7 separate regions of the Mus musculus genome follow, and all the other regions are linked to region 4. The links are chromatin loops, found by intact Hi-C in ENCODE. Cell type or tissue: heart. All regions are shown on one strand. Region 1 overlaps Gm20139 (predicted gene, 20139). Region 2 has its middle 18 kb from the start of Gm20139. Region 3 has its middle 7.0 kb from the start of 1700124M09Rik. Region 4 holds the start of Tnfaip3 (tumor necrosis factor, alpha-induced protein 3). Region 5 holds the start of Ifngr1 (interferon gamma receptor 1). Region 6 has its middle 61 kb from the start of Tnfaip3. Region 7 overlaps Gm20139 (predicted gene, 20139).

Evidence for each region. Peaks named below come from ENCODE experiments on the same cell type or tissue, not always from the same donor. Only the 100,000 strongest peaks of a DNase experiment are listed, where the experiment ranks them.
Region 1: a loop joins it to region 4, with 2.3 times the contacts of the local background. A loop is called at or near these places in 8 of 42 quality-filtered maps.
Region 2: a loop joins it to region 4, with 7 times the contacts of the local background. A loop is called at or near these places in 5 of 42 quality-filtered maps.
Region 3: it touches region 4 in a loop (2.2-fold over the local background); 8 of 42 quality-filtered maps call a loop at or near these places.
Region 5: it touches region 4 in a loop (2.3-fold over the local background); 2 of 42 quality-filtered maps call a loop at or near these places.
Region 6: it touches region 4 in a loop (3-fold over the local background); 16 of 42 quality-filtered maps call a loop at or near these places.
Region 7: it touches region 4 in a loop (6-fold over the local background); 34 of 42 quality-filtered maps call a loop at or near these places.

Annotation. Positions count from the first base shown.
Region 1 is chr10:19,167,910-19,171,909 of GRCm38, reverse strand. The region is part of intron 2 of Gm20139 (predicted gene, 20139); the gene reads right to left. Among named protein-coding and RNA genes, the nearest start is that of Gm20139, 28 kb to the right of the region's middle. In heart, a CTCF peak has its summit at 2,437 (motif pointing right); a DNase peak (open chromatin) is centred at 1,159; H3K27ac peaks cover 1,713 bases.
Region 2 is chr10:19,122,063-19,126,062 of GRCm38, reverse strand. No RefSeq gene overlaps it. Among named protein-coding and RNA genes, the nearest start is that of Gm20139, 18 kb to the left of the region's middle. In heart, no CTCF peak of the experiment used is centred here; DNase peaks (open chromatin) are centred at 2,162 and 3,662.
Region 3 is chr10:19,092,165-19,096,164 of GRCm38, reverse strand. No RefSeq gene overlaps it. Among named protein-coding and RNA genes, the nearest start is that of 1700124M09Rik, 7.0 kb to the right of the region's middle. In heart, a CTCF peak has its summit at 1,620; a DNase peak (open chromatin) is centred at 1,724.
Region 4 is chr10:19,013,786-19,017,785 of GRCm38, reverse strand. It overlaps Tnfaip3 (tumor necrosis factor, alpha-induced protein 3), which reads left to right and starts at 2,376. Exons shown (of 9, transcript NM_009397.3): 1 at 2,376-2,633. In heart, a CTCF peak has its summit at 2,335 (motif pointing left); DNase peaks (open chromatin) are centred at 2,325 and 3,015; H3K4me3 peaks cover 2,557 bases; H3K27ac peaks cover 3,333 bases.
Region 5 is chr10:19,590,250-19,594,249 of GRCm38, reverse strand. Ifngr1 (interferon gamma receptor 1) reads right to left here and starts at 2,301. Exons shown (of 7, transcript NM_010511.3): 1 at 2,053-2,301. The coding sequence starts at 2,164. In heart, no CTCF peak of the experiment used is centred here; a DNase peak (open chromatin) is centred at 2,379; H3K4me3 peaks cover 2,028 bases; H3K27ac peaks cover 1,628 bases.
Region 6 is chr10:18,952,242-18,956,241 of GRCm38, reverse strand. No RefSeq gene overlaps it. Among named protein-coding and RNA genes, the nearest start is that of Tnfaip3, 61 kb to the left of the region's middle. In heart, a CTCF peak has its summit at 2,380 (motif pointing left); no DNase peak of the experiment used is centred here.
Region 7 is chr10:19,184,501-19,188,500 of GRCm38, reverse strand. The region is part of intron 2 of Gm20139 (predicted gene, 20139); the gene reads right to left. Among named protein-coding and RNA genes, the nearest start is that of Gm20139, 45 kb to the right of the region's middle. In heart, a CTCF peak has its summit at 2,355 (motif pointing right); no DNase peak of the experiment used is centred here; H3K4me3 peaks cover 1,528 bases; H3K27ac peaks cover 998 bases; H3K27me3 peaks cover 1,025 bases.

The sequences.
Region 1 (4,000 bases), 150 kb before region 4:
TGCCCTATGAGCAAATGTTTTTTTCCTCTGTATTTATGCAACTATGCTAGAACCTATAACAAAGGACATGAAGAAACCTAACATGCAAAGGAGTTGGCATATTATTTACTTATATTTATAAAGAAACTATCTTATGCAAAACGGTTTGCACTTTATTTGTAGAAGGAATGTAAAAACTGTGAAATATAATGGTTTATGTTGAAGTCACTTCTAGCCTTTCACAAGAGAAGAATATTACTGAGAAAGCTGGGAGGTGGTACCACTGGAATGTCACAAAAACTAAAACTTCCTGGCTGTGGGTTCCAAGTTATAATTCCAAATTTACAACCTAAAAAATGTTTTAAAGTCCTAACAGTGTTCCAGCAAGGAAGAAGCCTTGGGCCATACACGGGAGCACAGGTCTCACTGTGCAAACAGCTTTCGCTCTCTATCGAATCATGGAGAGACTGCCTAGCTGAGTGTGGAGAGCAGCAGAGGTGTGTCTTCATCCTAACATTCAATAACTTAGTATTTCCCTAGAGAGACAGCATAAAGTACTAAAAAGAAAAAAACCTGACCATCCATCTCCACTTCACAAAGCACATAGGGAGTTCTTGGAATCATTCCTTTCTACCAGCCTAAGTTAGGGAAGTTTTCTGTGTTAGGCAATAGAACAATCACGCAACAGTAACTTGTTTCTCAGGCTCCCCTTCTGACTTATTTAATCATTTGCAAGAGTGAGTGTAGGGTACTCCACTATTGGTAATGCCAACCATGAATGCTAGGATTTAACCCATGTTTATTTATTCTAATAGGTAGTGATGATGATTCTATTGCTACAAAATGCAATGTGCAGTGCCTCTAAGGAATTGGGTCATTGACAATCAGTTATGCATACATTATGGTAGTAAACATATTTTAAATAACAACGAATCATGAAATACAGTTCTGGCTCCCATCAACTTGAAAGTATCTAAAGGTCTAAAGTCCAGGCTACCCTGGAAATGTGCTTAATTGTCTGTTACAAGCCTGCATACTCATTTTTATTTTCTTAGCTTTCACTTCCTTCCGTTTTCTTTAAATGTCAGAAAGAAGATGAGAAGTCACTCGGAGAAGGAGCTAATTATAGCACATAAGCATTCTGGAGAAGGCAGGAAGAAGAGGAAGCCACATGACGACAACTCTGAGAGTGGAACTGTCTGCCCAGGAGAAAAGAACTAGACAGGAGACAGGAGTGCAGACACTGCCCAGAGCTATAGTGGGGAACTGCCCAGACACTCTGGCTTCTAATTGCTTTACTTATGGACCATCTACTTACACACTTTTAAGAATTCGCCCCAACTGGCCCTCTTCAGCTTAGCCTCTACACAAAAAGCAAGTCAGAACAAAAGATCTTCAGGAACCTTCCAACCGCTTTCTATGCTTTGACTTCTCAAAACTTCTTCAAAATACTCTTTTAACTTAACGCTGTGAATTCCAAACATATAGAATGTGACATTCTTTCTTTTGTTGCACTGAGACTACTGTTGTTACTTGTCCCCTTCTAAGCTGGCTTTTCCTTTCATGCACGAACATTTTCAAATAAAAATTACCCTTTCCTGGTGTTTTTGACCATGCCTCTTCCTGCATGAAGTTAGTACATGCTGCCTAGGACTCAGGCCAATTGGCTATGAGTTAAACAGAGATGAGTGAAGCTTGGACCTTATCCTTACAGCCTCATCTAGCCAGGGGCTGGTGGTCAACTCTGGACATAGACTTGTAATGTAATTCTGACTTCTCTGCCAGCTTTGGCAAGTTATTTCAACTAGTCAGCATTCCAAGATCTCCTTGCACAAATGCTATGGCTATCATATCTGTTTCATAGTTGGAATCAATGAAATACTAAAGTACAAGTCTGAGAGAAAATTCTCAGTAAATGTATCTGTGTGATAATTGCTGAGGGTGGTACTAGTTACTGTCCCGCAGCTATAAGAAAATGCCTGACAGAAGTACCTTAAGAAAAAAAAGGCTTCATTTTGATCCTGGGGATCTATATGATGGTGGAGAAGGCTTGGTGTGGCAGTGTGATGCTGCTGGTCACATTGCATCTATAGTCGGGAACTGGTTGGGGAGTATGATGTGGCTGATCACACTGCATCCACATTCAGGAACTGGAGAGATGAGTGCAGACATTCATTTTAGGAATTTTTTTTTTCCTCCTTTTTATCCAGTCTGGAATCCTAGTCCATGAGATGGTGTTGCCTGCTTAGGGCAGATCTTCCCTCCCCAGTTACACCTCTTCATAATCACCCTCAGGGGCATGCTTTGGAAGTATTTGTCTATAAGGAAATGCTGAATCCAATAAAGTTGACAATAAAAAGTAAACATTGTAAGGGTTTAGTTTTGTTTAGAAGACTTTTCCTTCTAAACTCCCCTTTGCTTTTATTTTCCATCCTACCTCGCCACTAGCCACTAGAGGTCACTGCTTGGTGTTTGTTTATTTGTTTGTTTTTATGGTAAAGAAAAGATATTTTGGTGTCTGAGCATATATGGGGTCTGAGCATCATTTGGCTTGCCATTGCATAGGGACACAATAGATGTCAGCCTTATATTTCATCGACTTGGCCCTCTCTTCACAGTTCTGATCTTTGTGAATCATTCAGTGTAGGAGAAAGACACAGGTGCAATTACACATATAGTGCTCAGTGTCAAGGTGTTCCCTCTATAAATATTCATTCTGAAGTTGTGGGACATTAGGCTCTGAGAGGCAAAAGTGAGGTAGGCAGGACAGCCACAGCCTCTGCCTTCATGTGCATGTGGAGCCTTATAGATGGCAAGTACATTCATAAGGCAAAACAGAGACCTCTGGGAAGGTGTGGGCTTGGATTTGGCTTAGACTCTGAGGCAACACCTTCTACTACAGTGGGAATCTTATGTGCATGATGGTGACTTACAGCTGTCCAAACCCCAGTGAAATGAACAACTGAAATGTTTTAAATGTCAGAGAGGATACACAGGAGAACACCAATGTCCATTTATATGGTTGGCTTTAAATGGAGACTGAGGGGTAACCTTAATGTTTTCTAACCATGTCCTGGCTGGGAATGCCAGGGCGCTGAAGATGGATTACTTCTCTCTGTGTCCTATTTTGAGAATGAGAATGGAGAGTAAGGTATGAATTTGGACTTAATGCGGTAGGGCTGGAAAACACCAACTCTATCAACTGTATCAAATGGCTGAAGGTCTGAATTCCCAAGGCTTCCAGAGGCCTTCAGGTCACCGTGAAACTGGCTTGGCAGTGAGTTCATATAAAAAGAACAGCCAGCTGCCTAGCCATCTGTCCTGGGTCCGGTGATTCAGAAGGTGATGATGGTCTACTCACAGCTGAGCATGCAGGCAGGTCGAAGGCTGAGGCCTGGCCTTAGACCCCCCTCCTGCAACAGGACGGAGCTGGATGCTAGGTTAGGACCTAGCTAAGTTCCAGATTCAGCCCCTTGTTCCCAGCTTACTCTGAATTACATCATACTAACTGTGCCATAACCAAAGAGAGCTAAGGAGGAACCATGGAAGAACTTGGAAAGTGATGGGAGAGGCTAAGGATGAGCTTAGTTACAATTTCTGGGTCAGTTTCAGTGCTGTGGGAAGGGGTACAATCTTGACCTCAAGGCCAGAAAGAAGTCAAAGACTTAGGTTACCTCTATGCTTCTCGACTGGTTGCTAAGCAACCACAGCCTACTGAGCAACTATGAAGAAGATGGACCAAGCAAGTTTCTAAAGGGCACCACATCTAGGATTTGTGTTTCTGGTAAAAGAGACTGTTTGCATACAGGGCGGAGGCGCTTCTGGGGAAAACGGTAACAGGATCACTTTGAGCTTTTAGAGAAAGTGCACTTTCACTTTTACCAATTAAAGTTCTACCTCTCCCTTTCTAATTGAGCCCTTCCTTCCCTATCTGGGACAACAGAACGAATATGCCAGCTCTGTGTAGTTACTGGGAAAGGAAGTGGGTGGCTTCTGGGTCATTTATGAAGTGCAGCTGTAC
Region 2 (4,000 bases), 110 kb before region 4:
TGCATCTGTACAGAAACCTCTGTCAAAGGAGGCAAAGCATATGGCCCTACGTGCTGGGCCCTTAGGTTGACAAAGCTGCTACTTCTCTTCCTCTGAGTACTTTCTGAGCTTCATCTGCTTATTTTTAAGATAGGAAAATACTTTTTTTTCTTTACCTAAGCTATTAGGAAATTCAAATGAGAAAACTAATTTGAACAAACTCTATAAATTATAAAACATTATTCAAATGTAACTTGTACCCATCATTCATAAGTCTATATTAATTTGCCCAGTCTATATTCCTTGATGCTCTGGTTAATACGTATAAAATACATGCAAGCCTTGTTCGTATCTGGAGTTAAAATTAAGAAGCAGGAATCTAAGGACACAGCTATAGGAGCCACCTTATTTTCTTTTCCTTTCAAGATAACCGAGAAGGCAGGATTCCTAGCAGACTCTTCACTCCCACTTACTCTACAAGAGATGCAACAATGACCTTATGGGATAACACAGAGTTCTGTATAGCTGAGGCCATTAGGACTGTGGATGCTGGAGCCAGACCATCAATCTGGGGTCGGATTCAGGATGGATCCTCACTGGCTGCTCATTCCTGGGAAGATTGCTCAGCATCTTTGTGTCCCATTTCCCTGCTGTGAGACAGAGATGGTGGTTGCTTACATAGAGCATGCTCCTTACATGTTACTATTTATAGTTAGAAAAGCCTCAGTGTGATAAGGTCTTTGTCCCTCCCCTTCATCTCTTAAATAGAACATTATCTTTCTTTCCTAATCCTTGGTTCTTTTTCTATTTTTCATTATCTTTCATCAGTTTTCAGTGTCCTCCCCCCACCCCCGGCACTTCTCTGGGCCAGGCTGGGATATGACGGCATATTCTCTCTCTAGACTTTTCCCACAGGTTGTTATAAAGAAACCGTTGCTTCTATGTCCAACCCATTGAACCCCAACAAACTTGGTTGCTTTTGCATTTGAACTACTGGATTGACTACTAGGTTAGACCCACTGTGTACCTCTGGGAATGACTTCAGCAATAAAAGGAACCAAGAAGGTTCTTTTCTCACGGAGTTGCTAAATTGACCTCCTTCTCAGAACTGAGCGATAAAGGGATGTGGGTTTTGCTTACTGGCCTCAAGCTACGTTAGACATTCATTTTTACAGATGCAGAAAAAGTGGAAGCCACAGGCAGACAGACAACTTTGTAAGGAGAGTCTCCTAGCATGTCTTAAACGCCAGACAAGCAAATTCTGCCAGGGTGTGAGGCCATCCAGGAATCCCCTGAGACATATCAAAGAGGTCTGTAAACATAAATCAGCCAGATCATCAAGTGTGAATGAAGATGTTACCTTAGACAAGCCGAGCACTTCAATTCACAATAGTGCGTTCATCTTTACAATCTCTTTTGAGCTACAGAGACCTACGAGTGAGTCAGGCCACATAATTCTTGCAGACAAAATGAATGTTTGAGAGAAGCTAAGTGACTACTAGAACTACACGGCTAGTGAGTGAGTGAAAGTGGGGACAGGATAGATTAAATTTCTCTACCTCATATTCTATGAAGCCACCCACAGCTCTGTCTGGTGAGCTGCTTTTATTGTCACCTTGAGAACCTGGAGTACCTATGAGGCACCCTGTCTGCATAGGCACACTAGCCTTAGGCTCCTAGGATCTGGCTTGCAGAAGACTTGTCTCCATGATTCCTCTCTGAAGAAGGAGAGAATGCATTTTTTACCCTGAAGTCTCACCTCAGCTTTCCTCTCATAACTTTACTTCCACTGATTCAGAGTTATGTGGAAGGGTAACGAATGGCCCCCTGGGAAACCAACTGTGTGCCTCTGCGCATGCTCTGTTCCTTGCCTGGCCCAAGAGGGCTGCTAAAGCATGAGCTAAATGGAAAACTGAAAACTCGGTGGCAAACAGCATGGAAGCTGATCTCAGACATGCTTGTGAGTAGTTTCTAAAGCAGAAGGTGAGGAGAAGGCAAACTTGTCCTATGGCCTGGCTGGCTTAGCTGTACGGCAATATACCCCATAGCGAGGCTTCGCACATTCGCTCTCCCTGTCCACATTTCCTGAAGTGTAAGAGTGGGATTTCATAGTTCCTGTAGCAATTCTCTTGGCAAACAAGGAAGATACTCTAAAGAGCTGCTGGTGCTCCGCCCTTTGCCTCGGAGACCAGGGAAACAATGGACCCCAGGAAACTGGAATTTCCCCAGGAATCTCAAGCTAGGAAAGGAAAAGGCTGGAGGCGCTTAGAGGGGGAGCTTGTCTCCTGGAAAGCAACTTCATACAGTTCTGACAACTTGTCAGACAATCTTGCAGTAAAGAGTGAAGCCTAGGCAGAGATGATGGGCAGAGCCATGCCTTGGGGGGGAGCTTTTTAAGATATATATATATATATATATATATATATATATATATATATGGAAAAGTGCTCTCTTCACACACACACACACACACACACACACACACACACACACACACACACATATGGAAAAGTGCTCTCTTGACCCTCAGATGGTCTGGCATATATTGGGTAAGGTAAACAAAAGTCAGATGTGTAAAGTCATCCACTATCAGTAGCGGTGATCCTATTGATTTTATTTTACCCTTTCTGAATCACAGTGCTCTATCATCTTTCGCCTTTCTAAAGTCCACGTGCTGGCCATGTAACCACTGAATCTTGACAGCATGGAGGAAAACTTTACCCTAATTTGGTTAGGTGTTTGTCAGGGACAGCACGCCAAGACCTGTGTGGTTTAGGATGGCGTTCTCATCGTCAAATTGCCTGACACCAGTGCCATTATGGTGTGTGGCATTACAGCCTCACAGTGAGTCCTGGAATAATTCTGGAACGTGAGAGCCCTACAGTCAGATCTTTTCCCTTCAGCTCAGGTAAGGAAGCGTCTGCTGCCTCTGGCACTGGAAGGCAGCATATAGGAGGCAACACTACCCCCAGGCTTACCACCTATGGATGTGTCAAAAGGCACAATGCGGTTGACAATGCCTGGCAGTGTGGGGATATGAGGGACAGCATCATCTACAAAGCATCTGGTTGGTTGTCTCATAAGGTCACTGATTCTATGCAAGAGAGCTCTATGTCATTGTCTTATGTTCTCCCAAAGGCTCCAGATACCTGCAAGTACCATCTCAACAACTGGAGATTTGACACCTGAATTTGGACAGGAGGGGAGAAGTCCACTCTTAGTAAACAACTTGGATCAACCAACAGGCAGAGATGCATGAGTGAGCATAGTCAGCCCTGTATCCCTGTGGTCACGTGGTTCCACAAAGTTGCCATGACAACTTTTATCAAGCTTGGTGCCACTAAAAAGAGAGATGGTGCATTTTAGAGTCTCTGGGGGTCTAAATAAGTTTTCCTTAACATTTTAAGTTCCTAACAAGTCATTTTTTTTAAAGGAGCTAACAGCAACAGGCATTTATCTCTACCACAGAAAGTAGTAAGTTATACAGGTCAGAGTTCAACACAATTCGGTATGTTTCTCCTAAGAGAAGCAGTTTATGGTCTCTGTGAAACAATTGTAATCACAACGCAGCTTCCACAGGGCTGAATCTGGGATTCATCTGGCAGAGTAGAGCTGAGCTTTGAGGTCCAGGAACTGCCAAAGGCAATGACGCACATTCAAAGAGAGGAAGCTGTTGTCTAACCAGAGCACATCCTCCTGGCATGCACAGCCGCTCTCCTCCCACTCCCACTCCCACTTTCATATTCTTGGTGCTTGGCTCACAACAGAGCCGTAGAAATGGCAGTGATGATGACAGATATTCTAGAGCATCAGATAAAAGTAGCATTTCCGAATCAGAGTTCTGATGTGGAGGCAGGTGCTCATAGACAGCTCCTGGTCTGGCGAAGAAAGACAGAAGTTAGGCCTCTTCTGCAGAACGAGTACCGAACCGGTGCAGCAGAGGCTACCGAGGAGCTGTAGGGTCTTTCTTTACCACTGATGGTCACAGTCACCAGCTCCTGAGGACTTCTTAGGAAAGTGA
Region 3 (4,000 bases), 78 kb before region 4:
TATATGTAATATATACTATAGATAATATATAAAATAATTATACTATATATACTATATATAGTATACTATATATATGTATGTGTGTGTGTGTATATATATATAAACATTATAGGCCAGATCTTTAATCAATAGAAGTTATTTTCTCAGTTTTGGCAAGAAAGTTCAGATCAAACAGCCTGTAAGTTTAATTTACTTTTCCTAGATTTCACATGGATTTTTTTTCTCTACTTGGTTTATTTGCTGAGGAGAGAATGCATGGATTTCTTTTACAGAAATCCCACTCCTATCCAACTGGGTCTAACCCTTATAACCTTAACTGACTTCTTAAGGACCTCCTTTCCAAATTGAGCTATACTGTGGTATATGATAGTGTATATGATAGCTTTCTTCAGCTTGTGAACACTGCAGAGTTACAGCTAGGGACCATTCTTAATATTAAAGCTACAAGCAAAATAAGGCAATGTAGTGTAGAAACCATCATTGGATTCTATATGAAGGCTGGAAGAGAAAGGCAGAGAATGGCTTTGCCTGACCTCAGCTGAGCTCATCGACTATAGACTCTGTCTTTTTTTTAAACTGTCCCCTCTGTTGCCACAAATAATTGCAAAAGTGCAGCAAATATAGTCATGTATTATGATTTCAACATTATGGGAACATTATGAGGCAAATTTTCACACACACTAAAAGGCTACGACATCACTAACATTGTAATATAGGAAACCATTATTGTCCGTATGAACTAGAAGATCATCATAGGGCCCTATAACTATAATGATTTTCAAGCAAGTTCACACATGTAGGCTATAGACTTTGAAAATCATCCATATGCATTTCTGATAAATTAAGGGAATCCTCTAAGGAAGAACTTCCCCACTTACTGATTTGGATCTTAGAAAAGGGGTTATCATGCAGAAGGGCACATGCCAGCAAATGGCAAAGACAGTAATGGGCCAAAAACACCAAAATGCTCAACTATATGAACACTTCTTGGTTCTCCTGCCTCACACTAAACTTAGTCAAAAAACTAAAGTACTTGAGTACTTTATCATGGTGCACGCTTGTAATTCTAGCACCTAGGATGAAGAGGTGGGGTGATTAGGGTTCAAAGATAGCCTCAACTACATAGTAAGTTCAAGACCACATGAGTTTTAAAGATCACAGAGTTTCAAATAAAAAAAAATTTTTAAAGAAGGAAATACAGAACAAAAGGAATTAAGAGAAAGAAAAATAGGAAAGAGCTAGAGAGCTACCTTCCTGTTCACACTGACTGACTGTTACAACCCATTTTTTTTTCAAGGTTGAATTTCGGTGACTGAGGCAAGGCTTCCTGAAATACTTTATCCACAGACCACACATTCAGACAGACTAAGAGATGCTTCAATTACAGGACCACTACACTTTAAACGAGACTGAGCATTTAATTTTTCCTATGTTTACCAATGGGAAAAAAGGACCAGTTCCATGAATTGATACACTTTGTGTTGTGTTGTGTCTATCTGGGTGGTAAGATGAAATACATAGATGTATGTTTTGGAAACGTGTTCCTCTCCCAATCTAATGAGGGAAATAGATGCTTAGTCATTTGTCATAAGTGACAGGGCACTTTAGTTCACTGGTTTGCTTTACCCAGAGGGCAGCAGTGAGCTTTGGTAACGCTGTTAGCCAAGAAGGCAACTGTACCAGCGCAGATAGGAGGAAGTGTCCTCGGAGTGTCTCAGGAAGGCTCTGGCGGATACGCATGCGCGATTCTCACTGTTTTCTGTGTGGATGGCAGCAGAGCCCTGGTACCAATTCATCCTAGTGCCCAAGCTGAGATACCTAACTTGGGATATCACATACACCCATTTCTATCTATGGGAACTGTATTCGGTCTGCTCACTCCTCGTTTCTCAGAAGTTCTTCCTGTTTATGATGTTGTTTCTGACATTTAGAATGTGCGGGTTACAGGTTGGCAAGTTGGCCAGCCAGTACTTGCTATCAAGCCTGCGTGAGCACCCGAGTTTAATGAGTAGGATTCACATGGGAAAAGGAGAGAACCGGCTTCTACAAGGAGCCTCCTGACCTCCTTACACACACCATGGCTCAGAGACACTCATATACAAATAAATAAATGTTAAAAATAATGTTTTTAATGTGCTGGTTATTTTCTGTCCCCTGAGATATTTACTGCCCCTTGCTGCCTTGCTTTGCACATGAGGAAGGAAGTTCACCCTTGGGATAATGTAATCAGTGGGTCTTGTGGGACAGCCTCCAACTGGGTTCTGATATGAAAAGTGACCTCTACTCTCTACCTTCCTGCTCCAATCAATGTCTCGTGTGTGTATGTCTGTGTGTGTGTACGTGTGTGTCTGTGTGTTTTTATGTGGAAACACTTATGTGTGGGTCTAATTGGATGTGTGTTTACCGTGCAAACTCTCTTTAACATGCTGCATCTTGAATACCTTCTTGCCCATATTCCCTGCTCAGGCCTGTCTTCATCACCCTGTGGCTCCGAGGGATTGCCTGAGGATGCTTTCACGATCCTATTGCCCCTGCAGTCACAAGCATATGAGGACTCCCTGCCATTGCCACTCACCCAGCACGTGAACAACCCTTATTGTATCCTTTATACTTGCCTGCACGCTTAAATTTCTTCACTGAAATTACTTGATTCAGTCAAAGAAGTTAGAGTTTGTTTCCTTTTGGGACCCTTCCTGGAATTCTGAGTAGTCACCAGTCCACTCTTTGTGATGCTTCCTCCCCCACCCCAAAGCCTTGGGTTTGTCAGCTTAGGGCACAGGTCATTGCTTTCAAACCCCTCGCTGCTGCTTGTTAAAGATGCAGACTCCTGGGTTTTACTTGTGAGCACGTTCTCCATCAGAATCTCTGGGTGTGCTGGGCAGTGGTAAGCACACCTCTAACACGCTCCTACCGAATAAAATCCTTGTAAGAGTTGAGTCTCCATGTTCCTGGACACACCAGTAGTCTTCTAGAATCCTCCAATAAAGCCTCTCATTATGGATAAATCCAAAATGAATAATTATACGCATTTCAAGCAATTTAAGCTTCTGGGACAGAGAGGATGTAGATTTTTTTTTTTTTACTTCGACCCAGTCAATGTTTGGAGGCTGCTTTGTGTGAATTCTTGCATCTCGAAACCACACCCTCTCAAGAGTACTGAAACAGAAGAAGAAGAAGAAGAAGAAGAAGAAGAAGAAGAAGAAGAAGAAGAAGAAGAAGAAGAGGGAGGAGGAGGAGGAGGAGGAAGAAGAAGGAGGAGGAGGAGGAGGAAGAGGAGGAGGAGGAGGAGGAGGAGGAAGAAGGAGGAGGAGGAGGAGGAAGAGGAGGAGGAGGAGGAGGAGGAGGAGGAGGAGGAAGAAGAAGAAGAAGAAGAAGAAGAAGAAGAAGAAGAAGAAGAAGAAGAAGAAGAGGGAGGAGGAGGAGGAGGAGGAAGAAGGAGGAGGAGGAGGAGGAAGAGGAGGAGGAGGAGGAGGAGGAAGAAGAAGAAGAAGAAGAAGAAGAAGAAGAAGAAGAAGAGGGAGGAGGAGGAGGAGGAGGAAGAAGAAGGAGGAGGAGGAGGAAGAGGAGGAGGAGGAGGAGGAGGAGGAGGAGGAAGAAGAAGAAGAAGAAGAAGAAGAAGAAGAAGAAGAAGAAGAAGCAGCAGCAGCAGCAGCAATAACTTGCATTAGTTTCTAGTCACTCTGTATTTAATGGCTTTAGAAAATAACCATTCATTATCTTCATGTTTTCTGAGCTGGAGACTCTGCTCTGGCTTCCATAGGCTGAGGTGAAGGAGTGGTCCATGGTACATTCTGTTCTGAGCCCATAATCCTTCTCAAACTCACAGTGATGATAGCAGAATTCAGTTCTTTGTGGCTTTAAGACTGCAGCTCCATTCCTATTGCTGGGCTATCTACTAGACCTACTGGGCCAACCTTGGCTCCTCGAGTCTGCCTGCAGTTTGTACTCATGTGGCTTCTATAGGCCCTTACTCAAACCACTGAATTATCTCTCTGTTCAC
Region 4 (4,000 bases):
TCCACTCTCCTCTTCCCTCTTTTCCTTCTCATTCATTGCACAGACACTTCTTACTGGCCTTGCCCATGTATTTAGGAAGGGAAAGCTAAACGCACAGCCAAATCGTGCCCTAAAAGACATTGAAAACTAGGAAGTATGCTCTCTACTTACTTTCTGGGCTAGGAAGACCTGGAGGAGGCGGGGGGAGGCTGGGGCAGGTTGGGAGGCACTGGTGAGCTGCACAATTAAACTGTGGGCAATGTAAAAGCCTACAGATCGTCTTCTGCATCTGCCCAGTCACAAATCCTGGCAGGCAAGATGGCAAAGCAGTTCTGTGGGGACAGTGAGAATGACAGGTTTGAACTTGGTCTTCCTGGTTTGTTATTCTTCTTTATTGAATTCCCAGCTCAGCAAACCTAGAAGCCAAACAGGAGCCAGAATGGGCACATGGAAGCTGCTGGGTTCGTTGAGGAACTGTCTGAGATGACAGAGAGCCTGGTTCTGTTGTGGTCTGAAGATTAATATTCTCTTCGTGGTGTGTGCTTTGCTATCCTGCATCTTTTATCACCTCTGTGTGCCTGGGAGGTTTCCTGAGGGTAGAGCCTGCATCTATTGTGGCTAGTTGCTGTGTTTGTCAAAGGAATTCCTAGGCCCTCTCCTGTGAGCTTTGGAGCAAGACTGTGTAGACTGTGTAGACTGTGGGCATGCACTTAAGCTTTCTAAACTTCACATAAAACCTTATGTGAGCCTGTAATAAATATGTCAGGAATTTAAATTGCTACACTGCTTAAGTGTCCGAAGCTGAAAACATCTGTAAAGAAGAAGACAAATACTGGCAGGTTTTAAATAGAAACGGAGTAGGGAAGGACCTGTGTGGGGAGTGGGGCTGGGGTAATGGCCATTAGACCTGTCCTGGGGTAGTGGCCAGTACTCTTGCTTCAAGCCTCTCATTACAAATAGAAAATGCTGTCCTCTAGCCCAGTCACTACTGGGGAAAGAAGCACATGTCTCTAGTTCAAACGGGCAATATACAGTCTGGCAACTTGGCAAACACACTTGAAGTCCCAGTGGCACTGAGTATTTCTATCTGGTTTGCGCTATTTTCTAGGAATCCTGCCAGGGGACCCTAGAGATACACACTCACACACACACACACACACACACACACACACACACACACACACACAGAGTAAATTAATCACACTAAACACTATTTAAAATAACATCAGGTCACTCCGCAGACCTCCCGTGGTCCCTCAAACAGATCCCGGCTCCTTTCCGGGAAGAGCCTCACACCCTGCACCCTAGCCCCAGCACAACCACCCAGAGAGCTCTGCTCAGCCCCTTGATGTATCAAATGTGGCTGACCCTTGAGGTCTTATCTCTAGACTGCCTGGAGGTTTCTTTGTCACAGAGTTTCAATGTCACCTTCTCAGAGTGGCCCTTCCTGGCCAGTGAATGAAGCCACCTCAGTTTCTAGTGTGTAGCTCTGCAGAGAGTATCCCCACCCCACCCCACCTCACCCCCATACACACTCCACTTTCTCCAGAAAGGTAAAAGCATTTTCGCTTCTTTCTGCAGAGCTCAAGCCCCTGTCTAAGTGAAGCGAAGCTTTCTCCCCTCTCAAGAAAGGCAAGTCGGGGATCAATCAGGGCATTGTGGAAGGCTATCCTCCATTGGCTTCATGGGGCGAACTAATTCTCAGGCCAGCCAAACAATACTTAAGAAAACAACTGTAGAAGGATCGGGGAAAGCCAGCAATAAACTTGAAGAAATTTCTAAACTTTAAAACGCTCCTTGGAACAGGGAAATAAAGGAGAAATGGAGGGTGTGTAGGAGTGGGGGTGGGGGAGGCGAATCTAATTCTCTCTGAAATTGACCTTGCCCCCCCCCACCCCCCGTAACTCAAAAACTGCAGGACCATGGGGTCTGATCTCACTCTGCACTGCATCCAACCTGAAGCTGACACATGGCTTGGAGAACCCTGCCGCTTTTTCTGTCAATTCCCTTCGGGACCCTGCGGAGGGCTCTTTCTGAAGTGCTCATCACGTGCACAGCCCAGACTTCAAAGCCAAGCTTCAAGCCTGAGGTCCTGTGTGTCTGGGTGGTTTTTTGGGTTTTCTCTCTAATTTCCCTTCCTTTTCACAGCTGATTTTCTTCAGAAAAGAAGCTATAAAAAAGAACCTATTGCATTTCCAGTTCCCATCACCGCGATTTCCACATGGATGTGACGTGGAAGGCAGCTTCCGAAATGCCCAGGTGACTCACGCGGGGACACCCCGGGGCGGGACCTAGGAGTTTCTCCGGGCGGGGCGGGCACGGCTTAGAGCGCCCTCTGCCGGTCGGCGGCGCGCCACGCGGGTCACGTGACTGGAATTTCCATCGGAAATCCCCCTGTTGGCAAAGCATACAACTGAAAGGCAAAAAAGGGAACTGCCCAGTCTGTAGTCTTCGGAGCCGGAGGCGGAGCGGTGAGCCAGGCCGCCGAAAGACGTGCACACCCCCTCAGCCAGCGAGCCCGATCGGGTGTCCATGGGGCTCCGCCTCGGCCCGACCCCCACCACGACCCGGACCACGATCCCGGGCTGCGGCGCGCGCCAGTGACGGCCGGCCGGCCACTTGGGCTCTGCGAGGGCTCCGCGCGGCCCCAAGAGGTGAGCGATGCTCCGGCTGCGGGGTGCACGGCTAGCAGAATGCGGGGGTCCTCGGTCAGTGGGGTGCACTGCCAGCCAGATTCGGGGTGCACGGCCAGCTCAGTGTGGAGCTGCCTTGCGCTGGCTTTGCAGGGATCCTGGAGTTGGGGTATTGTTGGCCGGAGTTGAGGTCCCGGTGCCAGGTGTTTAGGTTGACAGCCCGAAGTTTCTTCAGCCGACTAGTTAGCTAGCTATTCCTTTTCGATCCTGCAGGGTGACAGGAGCTGCAGCTGGCTGATGAATAGTCAGTCACCTTTTGGGTTCCTAGGTCGTGTGGTCGTGGGTGACACCCCCCCCCCACTTGGAAATCAAGTGCAGCGTGTTCATAGGCACGTAGACCTTGCAGAACCGCGTTGGGCTTTTTTCCCATATTGTGCACAACTGGCCCAACAGGGGATGGGTTTCTCAGAGGCCACCAAATCCAACTTGGAGACTTCGGTCAGCTAACCTTTCAGTGATCTGTGGGAGGAGGGTTGCGGGGCGGGAGGTGGAGGGGAGGGGCGTGCTTTGAGATTGCCACTAGGTCTCTAGTTGCCACAGTTTAAGAAGAGTATGCATGCAGAAATGATTCTCTGGCCTGCTTGTTGGGGACTCCACTTTAGGTGGCATGTAAGACTCCCTGCTGCAGCCCCGACTCCACACTGAGATAGTGTGTTGTCAGTCCGGGTCCGTTGTCCCACATCCTGCCACCTGGCCTCTCAGGAAAGCTGAGGTATTAAGAGCTCTTTTTGGAGCATGCTTTGTTTTCTCCTGGTCTCTGATCTTTCTTTGGAAAGCTAGTCTGGTCAAGTGGGGGCACCGTTTGGAGAACTGATCACAGTTAGTTAGCCTTCTGATGTCCCAGATTATTGAGCAACTGATCCGGTCTCCATTCTTATTGTCTGAGATGCTACTTGGATCTTTTGCAGTTCTTTGTATGGATTTGTTTTGTTTTGTTTTGCTTTGCTTTGCTTTTTTTGGAGGGGTACTTCCCAACAGTTGCCCGAGGTATCTGTTGATAAATAATACATAAGTTTCCACATCGCAGACAAAAAAAAAAATCTGTTCAGAGTGGAAAAATAAAACTGGGGGAAAGACTTTGATGAGTAAGTTCTATAGAATCTTATTGATCCTGTGACAAAAATTGGGAAATTTATCTGTAAGGCAGTGAGGTAACAAATATATTTTTAAAAGTTAAGGGTAATGTTGTAAATTTTTTTTACCCATAAAACATTACAATAATATGTCAGGAAAATTTATTCTCTAAATGTGGGGAAATCCAAGAACTGGAAACTTGGGCAGAGGTTTAAGCTCTGTTTTAAACAGGTAGTGCTAGTGAGAGTGCTATG
Region 5 (4,000 bases), 580 kb before region 4:
CCAAATAGGGAATCTGTCAATAACCAGGACAACTAGAAATAAAAAATGGTACATGGTAGCTGCTGCCTCCTCTTCCTCCTCCTCTTCCTTCTCTCCTCCTCTTCCTCTTCCTCCTTCCTCCTCCTTTCTTCTTCAGTTTTGTTTGTTTGTTTGAGATGGGGTTTCCCTGTGAAGCCCTGGCTGTCCTGGGACTCACTCTGTAGGCCAGGCTGGCCTCGAACTCAGAGATCCACCACCCCTGCCTCCTAAGTGCTGGTATTAAAGGTGTGCACAACCACTGCTCATCAGTGGTAGCTTTCTTGTGTTCCAACTTCCCGAAGCCAAGCTGGTATCTCATTCTCTGAACCAATAACCTTCTGTTTTGGGTTAAGCCAATTAAAGCCCCATTTCCATTCCTTGATATTAATACACAACAAGAATTCCAGTGGTTTCCTATTTCTCTCCTGCCACACAGTCTGTTAAAACTCTCCCACTAGTTGAACATACCACTTCATATCCCTGCAAGCACATTCTCTCTAAGCCTCTGGTTCTAAGCTACATCTCTCTGAAAAAGTCTTCCCAGAGTCCCCTGAATGAGGTTAGGTACCCAGTCTTGATTTCCAGCAGCCTGAAAGTAAATTCAATCTCTGATCACAGTGTACTTCAATGGACAACAGGGACAGGCGACTCCCCCTGGTAATTGCTGGCAGTGGGATGGTTAAGAATTTGTACTCTACCACCTAGTAAGTGGCTCCTACCACTTGGGCAGCCCCGTGTGCCTCACCATGGATGCAGATACCGGTGGCACTTTTAGTAGAGGTGACTGTAGAAATAGATCTGTTATGTGAAAATAGACAGTGCCCAGCATTCAGTAAGTCATAACTATAATTCATCTACCTAGCCCTTGGTACCATGTCTATCCTAAGGGATGTCTAAGGATTTGTTTGCTTAATTTTTTTCCATACATGCATCCTATATTTAATTTAAAATTTTAAATTATGAAAGCACAAGATTTTAATAAGACATTTTCATACATATTGCATACATACCATTATTGCTTCTGATTCATTCCTTAGTTGCTCCTGGCTCTCTGTTTCTGGTCACCTGCCTCCCCCAAGAGTCCTCTCTTCTACATTAATGTCCCATGAGTTTTATTACCCTGCTTTTGCTTGTTTTAAACTCTTCTTCCTCAAGATCTCTTCCTCCCCTCTCATGATTTCCTACACACACTTCTCTGGGGTTGATTTATCATAAGAAAACATGGTAATTGTCTTTTTTAATCTGGCTGTGTAACACAACTAACACTTTTTCTGATTCCACTGTTCTGCAATTATGATTTCATTTTTCTCTATAGCTCAGTGGAACTTCAGTTTGAACATGCACCTCATTTCCTTCATCTGACATCTAGGTGGTTACATCCTAGCTACTGTGAAAATCAGGTCAAGGCAGGATTGGAATCTGCACGCCTAACTGAAGCTCCTGGAAACCATAGGAGGGGTTCAGAGCTGGAACTCGCCTGAGAGTTAAAGAGGTCTCCCCATGCCTTCCAGCAGCTGGAGATTGGGAACTTCTCAGATACTTACGATTAGGGACTGGAAGGGCATGAAAAGTTTTATTGCTGTCTCTAGAGCTCTAATCATAAAGAGGAACTATTCCCAGCATATATGTCCTGGGAATATATAATCATTTGAAATCAAAGGCTCTGAGGATTTAAGCTACGAGAAGAACCCTTGCATCTCAACACTTAAACGCCAGACTAACAAACAAATCAGAATCTCTTAGTATCCGTTGGCACCCCTTTTCCTTCAGAGGATTCCGACTACAGATTGAAAATAAAGTCTGTAAGTCATACACACAATGCCAAACGCTGCCGTGGAAACTAACTGTAAAACAGACCACAGATTTGTGTTGTGTCGGCAAAGAAGAGGCGAAAGCGGCGTGTAAACCGCGGAGCCCCCGGGGCCCCTTGGGGCTGCCTTGCCCAGGGCGGCGCAGCAGGAACGCAGGGACTTCCCAGCCCGGCGCCTCCGGCCTGGCCTCCCGCCCCAGCCCGCAGCGGCTCGGAGAGATTACCCGAGGGAGGCTCAGGATCCTCAGTGCTCGTCAAAGCTCCACTCCCGACCTTCGCAGACAGCATCAGGACCACCAGCAGAATCATCCTGCCAGCTGCCGCCTGCGGGCCCATTCCTGCGCGAGGGACACCTCTGACAGGGGACCCGCGCTGCCCGTGGCCTGGCCTTGGCGTCACGTCCGCCGCAGACTAGTCGCCAAGTCCGCAAGCGGCCTGCCGGGGAGCTGGGTGGGGCCAAAACCAAAGCTTGAGAGACCAGCCTGGGACTGAGGGGCGTGGCTTAAGTGGGAGGCGGAGCCTCACGGGGCAAAGGGTTAAAAGGCAGCTCTTCAGGGGCGGACTCAGGGCGGGGGTCTAGCCAGAGAGGCGGGACCAATACGCAATCTCTTAGAGTTGATTGGAGGTTGGGAGTAGAGGTGGGATGTGAGGCGGGGTCTATACAAGGAGGCGTGTCTTGGCGGGTCTAAAGTGGACTAGGACATGGTTATAGGCGAGGTCTGGACTGGGGAGCCAGGCAGTGCGCTGCGTGGGCGGAGAAGTTTCACTAAGTTGGAGAAGGGGTGGACTAGCCTGAGGTTTGAAACTGTGGGCTCTTCTCTGTATTCAGGACCTGGACTGTGGATACGTTTGAAACTCTGACCGGAACCTTACCTTCTTCAGCCTGACACTACCTTCCTCAGTTCCTCATTCTGGTTATGTAGTAACCTGGGGTTGGAGATTTTTGCCTCAGTCCACAACCAGACACCATGCTTATCTCATCCCTCAGCATGAGGCGTGTTGGAGCCTGAGGTGTTAGAGAAGTTACAAAAATCCTTCTCCAGTTCCCACCAGTTTTGTCCGCGGAACTTAAACTTCTGGTTTTCAAGACAGTTTGTTCAGACTCCCACAACGCAAATCCAATGTGCTTGGCTAGCACTTTATTCTTAGCAAAAACAAACTACCACCACAAAAAGCACATGCCCATTTTAATGATGAAATGTCAAAGGGCGGATCACTAAGTAGTCTTTCATCAAGAGATCGTCCCTCTTGCCTCTCTGACCGCACCGGTTAGTTTAAATCTCTCTCATTCCCCTAAATTCACTTTAGTGACCTTGCACTTACTATAGACAACACTCTTGTGCTGCCTCACTCGCCTCAGCTCTCTTTTATCACCATGTCTGCAAGGAATTTGAATGCAACCCACTCTCCCCTTCTCTTTACTCCACTTTATTTTTAATAACACATTTGCACCCCCTCCTACAATATGCATATTGATTTGATTTTCTCTGCTTCCTAGAATGCAAGCTCTATACCGTAGAGAGAGATACTGGCATGACATTCTCTGAGTCTTCCAAGCAAAATGTTATGAAGACATTCTGCAGACTTGGAGTTACCAGCTAAGGCTTGTTATTTGTCTTGATTAATTAACGAATTAATTATGCTAATAGCCCAGCATTTCTCAGACTTTGACGTCAGGATAAATCTTGGTGACCTTGTGCAGGTTCAGATTCAGTACATATGATTCAGGTTAGACTTCAGTTTTCTGCATTTCTGAAAAAGGTACACAGCAAATGTCTCACCCTTGGTGCTACAGATGTGAGTACTTGGAATAAGAGTTTGGGTGTGCATCTGATATGCACCTCAAGAAAGGCATTTCTGGTCATTGTATGGCACAAGGATAAATTACTGTACTTTGCTGTTTAGGAATATAGAGTAGGAGAGACCGCACCATGCGGCTTGCAGATTTTGTTGTAGTTGAGACTCCATGTGCCCCAGGCTGGCTTACCAGGAAGCAGATTATGAAGTGATGGAAACAGTCCTTGAGAAGTGCTGCTGGGATAAACCTCTGGGATAAACCTCTGGGATAAAAGAGAGGTAGCTAGATCTGATTGTGAAGACATGTCAACCTCACACATTGCTCCAAAGTGGGGATGGCTTTGTAGAGTGTCCTCCATGGGTATAGGAAGTGAA
Region 6 (4,000 bases), 62 kb after region 4:
ATTTCACACGTTCACAGATTATCTGTATAACATTACTATCTCCAAGTAAGGTTCCAGCGAAGGAGCTGGACATCAGCACTTCAATGGACACCTTGTGTAAGAACACAACGCAGCCTATTGTTCGTGAGGAAGTGAACTTAGACCTCCGTTTTTTGTTTGTTTGTTTGTTTGTTTGTTTTGTTCCAATTTGTGTTATATGAATGTCTTAATTGGGCATTTTAACATCTTGTTTCAAAACTTAATAGGGCTTTTTATATAATCATTAATTATAACATCACCATATAGAAAGAGATCCCAGTCATGTGGCTTTGGGATCATGAGAATTCTGCTGAAGGCAGCTTGTTGACTTTTGACCTAATTAAGTTCTGTGCTGGTAGTGAAAGCATTTCCAGTTTTCTTTTAGTCTACCTCTCTAGTCCTCCATATCTTATATGGAGTTCTAAAATATTCCATGACTCCTTCTGTATTCATGACTTCTGGATTCTAGTAGTTATACATTAGATCACAAAAGTTTTCTTTTTTCTTTTCTTTTCTCTTTTATTCTCTTTCCTTTTCTCCTTTCTTTTGTTTTCTTTTCTTTCTTTCTTATTGGACAGAATCTTATTTAACTCTAGGCTGCCCTGGAACTGAACTTGCTATGTAACCAAAGATGACCTTGAATTTCTGATCCTCTTGTCTCTGCCTCACCACATTCAATTTATGGGATGCTGAGGTCAAAGTTGGGGATCGTTTGGCGCCAGACAAACATGTAACCCTGAACTATGCCCTCAGCCCTGGAACATAAAAATATTAAACAGCCTAAATACATTTCTTTCCCTTCACACACACACACACACACACACACACACACACACACCATTAATCTTTTTACAAATCTAAAAGAGAAAGATTTTTCTCTTCAAAATTTAAAAACAAAACTATGTAAGGTGCTATAATCTAACACTTATACAAGTAATAAAATTTTCATTGAAGAAACATGAGAGTCAAAATTTTAGGAATCAAAAGTCTTTAAGATCATCCTTCATTTTCAGGGATGAGAATTGCAACCCCCCAGATTTTTTTTTATTTGTTTGTTTGTTAGAAAAGTATGTGTGTGTGTGTGTGTGTGTGTGTGTGTGTGTGTGTGTGTGTGTGTGTGTTTGTGAACACTCATATTTATACTTATGCACACTGTGTGGTTGGAGGACAACTTGCAGGAGTCAGTTTTCTCCTGTCAAGTGGATTCTGGGGATTAAACTCAGGCCATCGGGTTTAGTGGCAAGCATCTTTATTTCTCTTGCTCAAGACTATTTATTTAGGCTCTCCCTACCCCAGAACCTGAAATATACCTGCTTCAAAAATCACCTTCAGAGAGGGCCTGAAAACATAGTTTAAGACTATCATCTGAAACATTTAGGCCATACCTCTAAACTCAAAAAAGTCTTTGGACTTTAGAGTCACAATTCAGTATACATTGCATGATGTCCTCAAGAGTGTGAGGGGCAGATTCTTTTTCTCCAGCACATTACTATCTATATAACAAAGGATGTGTGCATTTCTATGCCAGGTAATCTAAATGGAGAACTAGGCTTCAGATAGCAAATGGGTCAGATTTTATACTGTGAGTGTATAAAACAAACAACCAAACAAAATAAAAATGTATACCTTCCAGAGTCTTCAGTAGTCTTCACAATTTGAGAATTCAGATAAGTGATTGCTGGCTGCCCTTCCTATCTGAGACAGATTTCTACGCTTAGTTTGCAAAAGAACCAAATTTGATTGTTTGGAGTATGGCTAGGAACCGGAATTTTGGCAAATAAATCCGACAACTCTGATGCAAGTAGCAGGGAAACCCTTCAAGAAACAGTGCCCAGGCCACAGTATTGGGGCCTGGGAAGCAGATGGGAGCCTCTAGCAGGTTTTTTCTTGTTTTTTTTGTTTGTTTGTTTGGTTGGTTGGTTGCTTTTTGTTGTTGTTGTTTTTTTTTTTTTTTTTTTTTTTTGGGGCGTATGTCTCTTCCAATATGTTCTCTTAAGCACCAACTTGAACCTGAAGGCAAGTTTCACATAGTTATTCCAAATTTTAATTGGATATGAGTGTCCAAAAGGCATATACATACAAACAATCAGAGCAAAACAAAGAATAAGGAGGGGAGAATTGTTACTTTAACTTTATTCCTAACTGATGACACAGTATTCATTCACTACTGATTGTGTTCTGGGGGTCAGATACTGAGACCAGGAACTACACAATCACAGATTCTATACCAAGTTGCTTTACACTGACTAACACTCTTCTATTGCTAATTCCTCATTCCTTCTTTCCTACATTTGGTAGAGCCTGTGGGCACAGCAATAGAAGCATCTAGAACCTTTCAAAGCTATAGCTCCATCTACTGGACTATAAGAAAACTCACCAGTGACCCACCACTCATAGAAGAGCATTAGACTAATCCCCGTGATTGAGAAGGCTTTGGTATTAATTAGGTTAACACCCAGAAAAATGTTCCTAATATAGTTTGTGCTGCTGAAGATGAACTGACCTTTCTTACAGGAGGCTCCCCTTGCTCCTGGGCTCCTAAGACAAGCACAGAATAGAGCTCTGTTTCTGATCCTAGTGACAGGTAGTGTGCTAGGTAGGATAAATTAGAACAGCCAGAATCTCTTTCCTGGGTCTCCTGGACTTGGCCTTCTCCCTGTGTGTCCTGAAGCAGTTTGTTAGATCCCACTTACTATTTCCTCTGACTCCATTCTTTTCTCTGCAACTCTCAATGCCCACTACATTCACCCACTAAGGTTCAGATTCCAACCCCTTCTATGTGCCTGCTTTGTTAGGCTTACTTCTTTGATGAGTTTGCATATAGAGAGATCTGTTATCTCTGCACAAGCTGCCATATTGGGGTCTGCTGGGAGGCCCTTGATCTCTCTGTAGGCAGGTGTGCATCTCTGCAGAAGGGAGCAAGAACCAAAGGCAGATAGATCAGTACTCACAAGCAAGAACATAACATGCTATTTTTAGACATGCTGTCTTCTACAGAAATGGAGGATTTGAATAAGTAGAGGGCAAGAACAGGGTGAGGAGGGTAGAAAGAACATTTGTGAGTCTGGGAATGAATATGAGCCATGGAGAAGCCATGAAGGCACAGAGGTGGAATGGGGAACCCCCTTCCCAGTATCAGCTCTGCAAGAGCAGAAACTTCATCTGGGTTATTTCCCAGGTTATCCTCTGGGCTTGAACTGCAGGATCTGATGGCAAACACGCAGTATTTGACGGATGAGTGAGTGAATGAGGGAGAAGATATAGATGGGTGTTGTAGTAGTGTTACAATCTACCAAACAGCACCTTAAGAAGTACCTAGATGCCTGTATGTTTTAGACTGCTTTAGGAACATCCATGGTGCCTAGAGACCACCTAGGGGAGAATCTCTCAGAGTCTGCCTAAATGTGGAGTTTGGAGTGGAAGAGCCACAGAGGCCACGCAGAGGGTTCTTTCTGTGTCTGACCCCACAGGAATCCTCACAATCACTGCCTTCAGAATTTGGATTCAACTCCTTATTAACTAATGACCTGGAACAAATTTCCCTCCTCACATCCCTGGACACTTAACCTCTGTCTCTTCTATCAGGATTCGGGTTTTTCAGCATTCAGACTGGAGGAGGATCCTTTTCTCCGGGTATCTTCTCTCCTTCAGGCCACGGGTTCTAAGTTCCTGTATATGCAAACAGACCCATATTTTTATCTCCTGTCAGACCCCAGATCTGGACGCTTGCATGGAACCCTCTCATTCAACTCCTCACTCAAGTGCCTCCTTTCTTTGCATACCCTATTTCTTTCTCAGAACCTGTTTTTACTCTAATCATTGGTTATAAGATGATTAGATGCTGAACTTAGAGATCTTTTGCTGGCTAGTGCTTTCTCTCATCCCCCCCCCCCAAACCCATCATTCAGTCAAAATGACTCTACCTCAAAGATAAGTAACAACATCCGAGTGTTCATGCCTATCATCTTGACACTTGGTAGAT
Region 7 (4,000 bases), 170 kb before region 4:
TCTGCAGACCTCTCCCTCTGAAGAGCTCTGAAGCAGATACACAAGCGACGCAAATCCCAGGCAGGGCTGCTGCTGGGAAGCAGGGAGCCGGAGAGTCTCCGCTGTTCCTGACTGTGGGCAGATACACAAGCAACGCAAATCCCAGGCAGGGCTGCTGCTGGGAAGCAGGGAGCCTGAGAATCTCCGCTCTTCCTGACTGTGGACACCTGGTGGAAACCCAATGCTGCTGCTGCTGCTGCTGCTGCTGCTGCTGCTGCTGCTGCTGCTGCTGCTGCTGCTGCTGCGAGGGTGGATCAGGCTTCTCTGAAAGAGAAGGAAGAAGGCGAAGCACACAGTCCAGGCATAAAGCACAAAGCTTAGTCAGTTCCGTGTCCATGGATTCTACAAGCCACATTCCACCACCTGCACAGTGAGTTGTCCCAAGCTGATTGGAAGCAACAGGAAGAAGAGTGTGTACAAATACTAAGCCATTTTATAGCAGGAACATTAGCATCCACAGGGCTGCTGAAACAACCCCCAGGCTGGCCTCACAAGCCGGGATCTTTCTGCCTACTAAGTGTTGGTTTACAGCATGTCCCACCGCACTCCTCTAGAAACGTTAGCTGAGGAGAATTATGGTCAGAAAGGTTGAAAATGGTCGCTTCTGGCTGCATATGCAAATGAGATCAGACAGCCAGACCAGGTATCCTCCAGGAAAACTAAGAGAACTCACTGTGTTCTGTGTCTAGCATGTAAGGGTTGCCTAGCCATCTCCCAGATCCATATGGTGCCAGTTTTCTGCCAGTGCTCAGGACAAAAAATCCTGGGGTTTTTGTGTCCTGGACCACTCTTTTGCATAGCTCTCATGAATCTGTCATTAAATTTTGACGTACAGAATCTCATCATTTCTCAACCCCCTACCCCATTATAAATGCAGTGCAAGCCAACAGTGTCCCTAGCTTGACTGAATTTAGGTCTCCTATGGATCTCCTACCTTGCCTATTTGCCTATTTTCTATCTAAAAGGGCCAGCTGGAGTAACTCTTGTAAGAGCTGTGCAAAATTACAGGGTTCCTTGGTTTAAGACAGTAGTGACTCCTTGCACTTAAGACTAAAACCCAAAGTTATAGTATAGCTTAGTAGATTTGCTTGCCCAGCGTGCGTGCATGAAGCCCTGGGTGTAAGTCTTACTGCTGGAGGAGGAAGGGCAAGACAGCTTCCTCAAGAGGAGTTGCCCAACCTGTCCCTCTGTACTACCATGAACACTGTCTCAGACTACCATTCCAGACACAGCCTGGGTCCTTTGCACAAACTCCCTCTGACCCCCACATCTAGTATATTCCTATTCATGCCTACAAGATTAACTCTTCCACACACTTGGAGTCTCTGTTCAGATGCAGTTTTCCTAAGGCACACCTTGATCACCCCCCCCCCCCAAAAAAATGGTGACCTGCCCCTCCACACACCTTCCTTCCCTGCATGCTTCCACCTAACTACTTATTACCAGTTCCTACTGTTGTGGCTTTAGGGCTAAAGATTTTAATTTCATTGCTCATTTATGTATCTGAGCATCCAACAAGAAGAGTCTGTCTATCTATCTATCTATACACACACAAACACACACACACACACACACACACACACACACACACACACAAACACACAGAACCACAGAACCATGGCCATTCATTTCCCTTGAAATAAATCTCACAAGTATACATAGTTGCCTAATTAGTTAAATTGTATTTGCCACTAAGTGATTATTTTTTCCAGTGTAAACCCTTTAAACATAGAATTCTGTTAACTTTATTTAGGCATCAATTTCCTTTTGTGAATGAACTGAGCCTCTTTGATAATGGAAGTGGTGGGAATGCAATGTCCTTTTTCACTCAAAGACAAACCATCCAGACACTGGAGAACGTAGAAGCATCAGGCATCAAACACCCAGGAGCTGTTTTGTTTGGTGTAAAAGCTCCCCTCTGCACACGCTCTCAGAAAGCCCATGAAGCAATCAGAGATCTGAAGGATAAGAACAGAGTGTTCTTTGAAATCTCTCAGACGTGCAGACAGGCTCTTCTTCCCTCAAACCATCCTGAAGGGGAAGTGTGTCGGCTTGGACAGTCAGGAGCCGGTGTGGGAATTCCCCCCGTCCCTTTGGTCTCCCGTATTGAGGAGCTTCTTCCGGGTTAAAGATAGGTCATTGCCAGCCACAGTGTCTTTAACTAGATCTAGGCTGCTTGGGAAGGAGAACTTTAGAGAGCAGGTGAAATGAATCTTAGTTCTCCCCCACTCCCAAGATAGTTTTAAAACAAGTGGCATTAAAAGCTTAAACCCTGCAGTTTTACAGAATTACCAATAGATGGCAGCACACGACTCTGCTTCACCAATGAGTGACGTCACTCTTCCTTTTCACGACCACTGACAACACTCAGCTTCCTCAGCTGTTTGACGCGGGCAATTGAATCTTGGGTGGTTGTTTTGTTTTGTTTTCTCTCCACCTTTCTCTAGAATAAGCTTCTTATTGACCTCAAACCACAGTCAACAAATCAACCGTGCAACTGCGACCTGGAAGGAACGCCAGGGGAACTCAAAACAAAGTAAAACAAGCCACCTGGGCACTTTGCAGGGACATCAAAACTTCAGCAAGCTGATCGCTGGTAAACCACGCTGGAGGCCAGTGCTGTGCAGAGGGGCATGTTGAAAAGAGAAAAGAGCTAACGTTTTTGTGACTTACTTTATCAGGATTCCCAGTCTAAACCTGGAAAGGTTTAACTGGGACACCCTGGAGTGGAGGCTTCTGACCTGCCCTCGGAATTTCTCTCCAGTTCCAGGACTCCACTGCGAGTAGAAAAGTTTCAGTAGATAAGACTCCAATAGAGCAAAACTGTCTCCTCTATCCACGACACTGTATTTTAAAACAAAAAGCTCTGGCCAAGCTAGACATGGTATCATACACTTGAAATCCTGGCACTCAGGAGACTGAGGCAGGAGGATCGTGAATACTCAGTAAGGCCCTAACTCAAGATACTAAACCGAGAGAGAGAGAGAGAGAGAGAGAGAGAGAGAATATGACAAGAGATCCCAACTGATGAATAGATAAGGAGTCTTCATAATAAGGAGAAAAAAAAAAAAACCCAACCAATGAAACAAACAAACAAGCAAAACAAAACAAATAAAAACAACTGCTTTGGTGTTTTAAGATCCAGGCTGGCCTTGAAATCTCAGCACTATTTCCGTCTTAGTCTCCCAAGTGGTAGAATTACAGGAGGTGTGAGCCTCCATGAGTGACACCAGATATTTCTTAAGAGAAACCAAAACTTCTTAAACCTGGCTATTTGAGCTTCATAAACCACAGAGCACATGAAACGGAGCACAGTTTTGCTTGAGAACTCAACTCTGTAGGCCGTAGCAAGCATCATGGGATGGGGAGGGACTAGATCAGAGTACATCACAGTACACAGAGTCCTGACGGTAACATCTGCTGTGGGTTACGGTCAAAACAACTTGCTTAGCTCTGCCGTGGACGGCCTGTCTGCTTTTTGCTTCTACGTTATCTGTAGTTCAACATCAACAAGACCATAACCACCTAAAAGTGTCATTTAATGAGTAGACTGTGTAAAAGATCTGAATGGCATGAAGCAGAAACTGAGTAAAGGGTCCCATCAAAGACTGGAGAACAATGCGGGGAGGGGAACCAGACTTACTCATCTTTATAGTAACTCTCACATACCCAACAATACCCACAATCCTCAGCCCCCAAGGGCTAAAGCATGTTTATGGTGTCCTATGTCTTAAATTTTAGCTTAGAAGAATCTACTATCTGGTTAAACAAATAGATCTAGGGTTAAAATGTAAATGTCTTAAGGGACCCAGGAAGATAAAATAGAGAGAACAGCTGTCCAGGAACAGCCTCAGGTTACCATGAAGATTTTATAAGGAATATACTGTGATTTTATAAGCAGTGGACTGTGAGAGGTAGCCTGGTCCTCCCTTGAGCTAAAGGATTGGAAGCCCCAGAGACC